Regions from separate parts of the Mus musculus genome. Here region 1 is linked to region 2. The links are chromatin loops, found by intact Hi-C in ENCODE. Cell type or tissue: left cerebral cortex. All regions are shown on one strand. Each heading gives the region's core, and the rest is flanking DNA. Links, peaks and the distances in the headings are about the cores only.

What was found. Hi-C counts contacts between places; a loop is a spot of excess contacts. Peaks named below come from ENCODE experiments on the same cell type or tissue, not always from the same donor. Only the 100,000 strongest peaks of a DNase experiment are listed, where the experiment ranks them.
Region 1: it touches region 2 in a loop (8-fold over the local background); 19 of 42 quality-filtered maps call a loop at or near these places.

What each region holds. Positions count from the first base shown.
Region 1 is chrX:9,510,581-9,514,735 of GRCm38, reverse strand. No RefSeq gene overlaps it. Among named protein-coding and RNA genes, the nearest start is that of Gm25728, 20 kb to the left of the region's middle. In left cerebral cortex, for the core only: no CTCF peak of the experiment used is centred there; no DNase peak of the experiment used is centred there.
Region 2 is chrX:9,332,052-9,336,206 of GRCm38, reverse strand. No RefSeq gene overlaps it. Among named protein-coding and RNA genes, the nearest start is that of Gm25481, 16 kb to the right of the region's middle. In left cerebral cortex, for the core only: a CTCF peak has its summit at 2,957 (motif pointing left); DNase peaks (open chromatin) are centred at 2,043 and 2,989.

The sequences.
Region 1 (4,155 bases), core at 1,034-3,533, 180 kb before region 2:
CAGAGATTCATTGCTTTATTGCAAAGACCACTAATCCCTTGTTATGTTACTGAAATACTCTGCATGTTCTCTTCTGCTTTCCAACTTTGGGACTGTTTCTAATGTGTGTGAAAATGTGTTAAATAGGTAATATGCAATGTGGTTATTGTCTTGGTAAGGAACAAGGGTTTGGGACAGGAAAATACCATGGGTGTGGGGGCAGAGAAGATTATCATCAAAAATCCAAGGAGAGAGGCCTCAGAATGAAACTGCATCAGTTGAACTCTTGATCTCAGTCTTTTACCAAGGAGACCTAAGTTTTTGTTATGTAAACCCCACAGCCTGACATACTTTGGTATGGCAAACCTACAAAGCTTTGTAGGTCTATGAGGATTTTTAATTTACATACCCTTGACAGAATAGATACTTTCATCAATTACTCCAACACTATTGCCTTAGATTAATTTTATAAAAAGTCCAGGTAGCTGTAATTGATTGCACACTTCTCTATGAGCCAATAAAGTGAGGCAAGTCTTCAAGTGGTAGCACAATTGGGGTGGGATTTCACCATTGACTTGTGGTTTCTACAACACGGGAAATCAGGATTTCATGTCAGTATTGGCCAGTCAGGTCATACCTAGAAAATTTTCTTAATTCTAAGCTTCCCATCAATTTAGCAAGGTTTATAGTAACCCCAAATTTTTTTAGATAAGTAGAGTAAAAGAAGGTAAAAAGAGGTTTGTCCAAGGTCTCAGAGTTGGTTAGTTCAGGGTTCAACCAATTTATGCGTAATGTCATATGATGGCTAATATTGATTCAACCTGAAAGGCTATAGAATTACATAAGCAGAGAAACTTGTGGCCCTGGCTAGATGCAGGATTGTGTTGAGATAGCAAGACCCACTGTAACTGTACCCACCACTCCCAGCTCACTTATAAACAGCCTGTCAGATGAACCCCAACTGGTATCCTCTCAACTGTCTTCATTTGCATTTGCACATGGCTACTGATTTATGATCTCTAGGCACACGTGAGTCATTAACTCAGTCTGCAAGCCGTTTTGTGTTTCTACAGTCAAATCTCCCCTTCTGAGCAGCAACTAGAGTATTGGAAGCTATCATCTATTTTCTGAAATGTCTTCTCACCACTTAACTTTCAACAGATGACCCTGCCCTTTCTTTCACAAAGGAAATGGGGACCACAAAGAGGAAGAGTCTCATTGCCCCTGTCAGCAGCCCTGGAAACCCTCCTGCATCTGCCGCCCCACCTTCTTGGCTTTCCCCAAACAGGTGCCTCCTCCTGTAGATGACTTTTTATTTCCTTCTTTCCATGTGCTCAGAAGCCTTACACTAGCCAAGCTCTTTTGTGTTCAGCCTCCTTCTTTTGTCCTCCATAGCATTTACAAACTTCATTAAAAATAAAAAATTAAATCCTTCGGATGTGCACACTCTTTCTCCATGCCAGACAGGCTCTCTCTTCCCTATCACAGTCTTGGCCACCTTGAAGTGTCTCAGTCCCTGACTTCCATACCTATATAGCGTCATGCTCCCTAGTGAAACCTCTTAGTGAGGTCACTAATAACTTCCTATTGCTAATCTCAGGTATCAGTTGCTAACCCGTTTAATACTTAATTCTTGGCATCAAACAACTGTTGTTTGTCGGTTTGTTTGCTTGTTGGTTTGTTTTGAGTCTCCCATGGCTGCCAAGCCCTGATGCCCCAGGGCTTTTCCACCAGCATTTCCTCCTCTTCTTTGTGAAGTCCTCCTCTCTTTTTCTGGACCCAAAACTCCAAGAATGTTTCTTTTTGGAGATCTCTCCTTTCTTACTATGACATTCTCCTGTGTTACCACAACAGGACACCATAGACAGTGTGGCTTAATAAATGGATTTCTTACAGTTCTCGAAGCTAGAAGTTCCAAACACCAATATACACTATTCACCATTACTATGTTTTGTATTTTTCTTGACTTCTTGGATGGCTTGCCTAGTAATGCACTCGGAGGTAATTTTGCATAGAGTAGGTGGATTGCCTGCCATCAATGACTTCAATTCTTTCCCTTTTCACTATATGCATAACCTTTGCGTTATGGCTTTATAGCTTCTCCCATCAGGGAGCAGAATAATTTTTCCTGGCCTTTGAAATTATGCTCAGCCCTGTGATGTGCTTTGGCTAATGGGGTAGGAGGCACAGTGCTGGTATAGGCTTGAGGCGGTGTGTGAATGTTAGGCAAATCCTCATTTACACCTTCCATGTTATAATAAAGACTTGCCCATTTTTGTCCACCATTCCCAAAGGGAAGGTAAAAAATAATGTGTAGAGGACACTGGGAGTCTTCTTCTGCCTTCGTCTAATTGGTTGGGGTAGAGTCTCCCTGTTGAAGCCAGAGCTCACTGATACAGGATAGTCTAGCTAGTCACCTTGCTCTAAGACTCCCATCTCCCCGTCCAAGCACTGGAATTATAAGTGGGCAGCAACACCCACTTGGCACTTATATCATTTAGGCTGAGTGTCCAAACTCTATTCCTTATACCTGCCCAGAAAGCACTTCATGGTCTAAATCTTCCATGTAATATATTTTTAATGCAACATGGTACCCTTTTACCACACAGAATTGATCACTCTATCATTTCTTTCCCTTCCTAAATTATTCCAAGAACTGTATCTTTCAGTCATAGCTTCTGCATAGTCTAGCCCCTGTTCGTTCATCTGGCCAGCCTCATTGCTTGGCACCATCTGCCTCTCTCTTCTGATTTCACAATGGAGCTGCTTGTTTGCTCTGGTTGAGCCATCCTCACTCTCACTGCACACCTTTAAACATGCTATTTCCCTTACCAGGCCACACAAGTACTTTCTTTTGGCTCTTTTATCAAACTATCAGAAACTGGGTGGTTTTAAATCATACAAAAATTGTTTGCTCAGATTTCTAGAAGATAGACGTCTGGACTCAAGATGTCAGTGGGGCCAGGTATGCTCTGAAGCAAGCACTCATTTTTCCTTCTTTCTAGGTTCTAGAAGTTGCCAATAACCCTGGGTTTGCACTCCAGCTGTGGCCCTCTTGTATAGTTCTTGTCTCAGGCTTTCTCAGCAGCTTCTCATAAGGACATCAAGTGTGTTAGATGAAGACTCCTTCTGACTCCAATATGACCTAACCATAACTAATTAAGTCTATAGTCCCATTATTTAAAAATAAGTTCATAATCTGAGGTGTTGGCATTTAGGACATCAACTTATGTTTGAAGGAGACAATGCAATTCAGAGCAGCATTCATTTCTAGTTGGCTGTTTCTGACTGCTAATCCTAGATATTTGTCAGATGGTGTTCTTATTAACAATTCACCTAGGAAATCTTTCCTTATCTCCTAGTCTTGTTTAAAGGTCATTCTGTTGTCTAAACAAGATGCTTACAAAAAAATAACTTGAAAAACTGATTCTGTAGCTTTCAAATGAATGGGATTTTCCTTTGTTGTAAATGTAACTGTGATCCATCCACCAAGATGTGATATTGTCTAGTGATTTGTCATTGAGTATGTTGCACTAGAAGTTAAGACAATTCATGACTTTCTTAATTTCTCATATCTATTTCTCTTTGCACATCAGTGATATTTGCTTTCCCAAACACAACAAGGATTTCTTTGCTTCTTATCACTTACAAATTTGTGGCCACACCATTACCTCCATGTTTATATATTACTGGTTCAGCCACTCTGCGGGATTTTCTGACAATCCAGGATGAAATAATCTAGTTGGCAGAGCTTAAGTTAGTGTTAAACTATTGACAAATTCATGGACCATAGGGTTTCTGTTCTTCAGGCTTACATTTAAGGGCACATTTCTGTGCATGTGTGAATTATAGTGTCTCCTGAAAGGTGGGATTTAACAAATTGTGATTTGAACCACACCTCAAATGAAATGGTACCCATTGTAGAGCAATTATGTAGCAGACTAACTATTCCTACTTAATTTTAAAAGTACTAATTAGACAACAACCTTAAAGCTGCACCCACACAGTAGGGAAATATACTTGATTATTTCTCAAGCACCATATTGAGCTCTGAATCATTATGGCAATAATGCTTTAAATACGAATGTCTCTCTCTGCTTGGTGGTTTAGTCCCTGGGAGCTCGGTGGGGTCTGGTTGGTTGCTATTGTTCTTCCTATGGGGTTGCAAACCCCTTC
Region 2 (4,155 bases), core at 1,097-3,596:
TTTTTATATTGAGTTGTAGCAATTCCCTAGAGATTTTAACCATTAACTGCTCATCATATATATGGTTGTCCCACTTCATATATTTTGTTAGTCAATTTTCCATTATTGTAATTAATATCTGAGATGAAATCAATTCAGAAACTGTTGTGTTTGGCTCATCATTTTGGAAGCATAAGCTTTGGTTGGTTGGTCCCACAGTTTCTTGGAACCTGTTTAGGTGGCAAAATATGGTGTCAGCGTGTGGTAGAGGAAAATGTTAACTTTAATATAGGAAGGAGAAGTAGAAGAAAGAAAAGAGGAGAGAGAGAGACAGAGAGACAGAGACACACACACACACACACACACAGAGAGAGAGAGAGAGAGAGAGAGAGAGAGAGAGAGAGAGAGAGAGGATATAAAGAGAATGAATTACAAGAAACTAATGTTTCACCATCTTTTTTGAGGCTACACCCCTAGTGAACTAAGATGTCTCACTAGGATCCATTGGGTAAAATTTTCTCTGTTTACTATCAGCAATACCCTTAGAGCAAGCTCATTACATATGGGCCCTTAGAGGGTAGCATGGATAAACTGCAGTGTTTAGGTTGCCATTTAACTGTTTTGTTTCCTTTTGTATGCAGAGGGTTTTTGATGCAGTCACGTTTGTCTGGTTTTGCTTTGTTCCTTGTACTTTGGCTCCATATTGACTAAATTGCCAAATATACAGCCATTGGGCAATTACATGACTTTCTATTTACATTTTATGTATAGTTTAATAGAAGCTATGCCACCTTGCTTATAAATCAACCATACAGTGAAGCAGAATGCTTGCCACTTGGTTCCCTTGTCTCTTCCTCCTGTAGCCCAATGGAAGCATCAGGAAGGAGACATCTGGCTGTGGTGATGTTCAGGAAAATAAGGCAAGTGTATGGACAATTTCACACTGTAGACAAAGCTTGTCCACACCCTCCTCTACAGCCTTGCTAGTACTAGCACCTTTCTTCATCTCCATAGCCATTATCATCACAATTTACTTCCCCATGGATCCTTTGCATAGCTGTTTTCTTTTTTTTTGAAACAGAGTGGGGAGAATGACAAAGGACCCAGAAGGAACACTCCCTAGCTCTGCGACAGGAGAGCAGCCAGCATTAAGTTCCCTTCCTGCTTGTCCATGTACACTAAACCATTCAGCCCCATGATGCCCTGTAGACAGTGTGTATTGTGTTGGCCATTTGCCCCTGGGCCCTGTGTAGTCTACTGTCTCTCTGAAAGGCAAAGGAGAACCTGGATGAATAGGTTCCATGGGGCTCAATCCAGCTGGAAATATCACAGGTCTCAGAAGAGAAGTGAAGAGGTCTGGGCTCAGGGCAGGTAGCTCAGGTCCTGCTACCAAGGAAATGTCACCAGCAGTGCCAGTGTAGCAGCAGTGCACACAGGTCCAAGGCCCAGTGATGACCTTGAGGAGTTCTCTTGAGGAGAGAGAACTCTACCCCAAGTGTTACAGCCCAGTTATAAACACTCACTCTCCCACACTTCTCAGTGAAATACCTTGTGCACTTTATTCTATGTGGATAGGAGCTTTATAAGCATTGAGGAGTAGGGTGTGATGCCGGGGTAGAGACTTCCCATTGACTCAGTTTGAGGCACTAGTGATGCTCTATTTGCATGGGGAAGGACTCTAGGTGTTTTCCTTTTGTGAGAGATTGCCAGGATCCTCTCAGTGAGGTGTTGTGAGAGTAGGTACAGAAAAGGATAGGGCAAAGTTCAACTTATGCTGATCTCAAATCTCTGAGATTCCTGGGGTCTGAGTTCACTCAACCTTATCAGTCTTATGTCTGTCTGATAACAAGGTCCCATATCCCCTCCAGCTTAAGTAACTGAGTATTGTTAGGCATCTTTCCTGTATTACTGCAGAGGGACCTAAAGTAAGGACATAAGCCTTTCTGGGATACTGGATCAGTGGGCACGCCGGATATCTCTGCAGAAATGTGAGCTTGTGGTGGCAAGAAGTAATAACATTAGCAGCTTGTGGGAGTTGAGGCATAAGGCAGAGACCACATCATTGTAGTTTAGGCTCTGAAATCAGTCCATGTGATAGTGGAGGTGTTCCAAGGAGTGGGAGACTAAAGGCATGATGTTGAAAGAGGCTCTGGATGTAATCCTGGCTCTTCCTCTTACTGAGTGCATGACACGTTTTAAAACCAAACTGTGCTTACCACATAAGTAACAGTATCTGTCTGCTCGACGGATTAAGTGGGGTGATGCACATGAATGTGTTGATGAGCCCATGCTCAGCACAGTAGCATGGACTCATTACTGGCAGCTGCTGCAGTTAAAGCATCTTTGTTGCTCCCGCAGTGGGGAAAGCAGCTGGATATAAGACAGTGCCTTCTGGAGGGCAGATGCATCACACGGAACATCTGGGAGTGCGCTAGCCAACCCCAAAATGTGTCCCTCCCAGGCAAGCCATTACAATTTGCCTTGCTGCCTATTGGTCACAAGCTTCTTGGATAAATGTGCTAAAAAGGGCTCAGAAGTCAGGGCAAGAGTTTCTATAGCAATAGCATCAGCTCTGACCATCAGAGCCAACACTGGATTCTTAGGGGGTGAATGTTGGCAGGCTTGCTCAGACTTTATTGTTCCTAGTCTTTCAGCACATAACATTTCATTTTTTCATGTTCTACAAACTACCTTATTTTCATCCTGATTTCTTGTTAGTGCCTCAGTAGGTAAGTGGGTAAGGGATTATGCAGATTAATCTCCAACCCCTTTATGGAGGCCCACAGTACCCAAAGCACACATTTTGGGGGACTGTTAGATGGGAACTCAGTGGGGAAATAAATTGCCAGTCACAGAGTAAGAAGACTGATGATTGTTAGGTCTTGGGCAATTTCCAAAGCAGTCTAAGGACCAGGGGCCAGAGTGCTAATGCCAGAAGGGCCTACGCCTGGCTGAGCAATGACTGCCACCTGCTGGCCATGGAGCATACAACTGCTGAGGGCATCATTTGCAAACCCACACTCTCAAAAAACTTTGTAGAACTGGGGTGAAGAGGAAAAAAAAAAGATTTAAGACACAGTGTTTTGCCCCGTGTGTGTTAACCTGTAGTTGGTATATCAAACCATACAGCAGAGGCAATGGGATTAATATGTCATTTTCCAGTGTGCATCCTTTGTGTCTGTGTGTGTGTGTGTGTGTGTGTGTGTGTTTGTGGTGGTGGTCTTGGTGGTGATGGTGGTGGTGGTCTGGCTACTTTGTCCAAGGTGGCCTTCAACTCCTGTTACAGGCTAACTCGGACATCCCAGCTTCTGAAGAAAATTTGGCCCACAAGTGCATACCACTGCAGCCAGAAATCGCACTGTAATTTTTAGGAGCTGACAAGTTGTAAATAATGACAATATGTGTAGGGAGCCATTCCAGACTTCCTGGTCAGCAGGATGGAAGTCTGCTCTAGGTAGTAAACATGCCCATGTTTGGTGGATATTCCGCCCTTAATCCCTGATTGGCTGAGCAAGCCTGCCTGGTGAGGTGATGTGACCTTTGGTGATTGGTGGGGGCGTGGTTGTGGCTGGAGAGAAAAACACTTGTAACTAGAGAGGCTGGGGGATTTGAAGTAAGTAGCTGCCTGAGTAAAAACTGCATTAAGAAGAACCGGTGGTTGCGTCTTTTTTGCTGGTGGAGTGGGACACGACAAATGGTGCCAAAACCCGGGACCTGAATCCCCCACCGAAGAGGTTCAGAACTTTCTGCAGTCTGGGTCTGTGGACAGGATGAGTACGGTAAGTAACTCTGTATCCCGGGATTGGGATTAGGCTCTTGGTAAAGAGACAGTAAAGTTCTCGGTAAAGAGACAATAAGGCTCTCAGTAAGGAGACAATAAGGCTCACTGGCTCTGGAGACAAGAAAGTAAAAGTAAGAGGAAAGTGAAAGTAAGAGGGTAATAGGGACAGTCTATGGGTTATTTTCTTTTTCTAGCCATTGGAGTAATTTTTCTGAGCATTTTTTGTTGCTGTGGCGACTGTGTGGAGCATGAAAGACTAGGTATGGGGTCGTCACAGTCACACCCAATTTTTTCAGCACTCGATGAGCTGCTAAGAGCGAAGCGCGCAAAACAATATTTTTTGAGTCATATTCAAACTTCTGTATCTCCATGAAATACCCAAAATTTTGTTATCA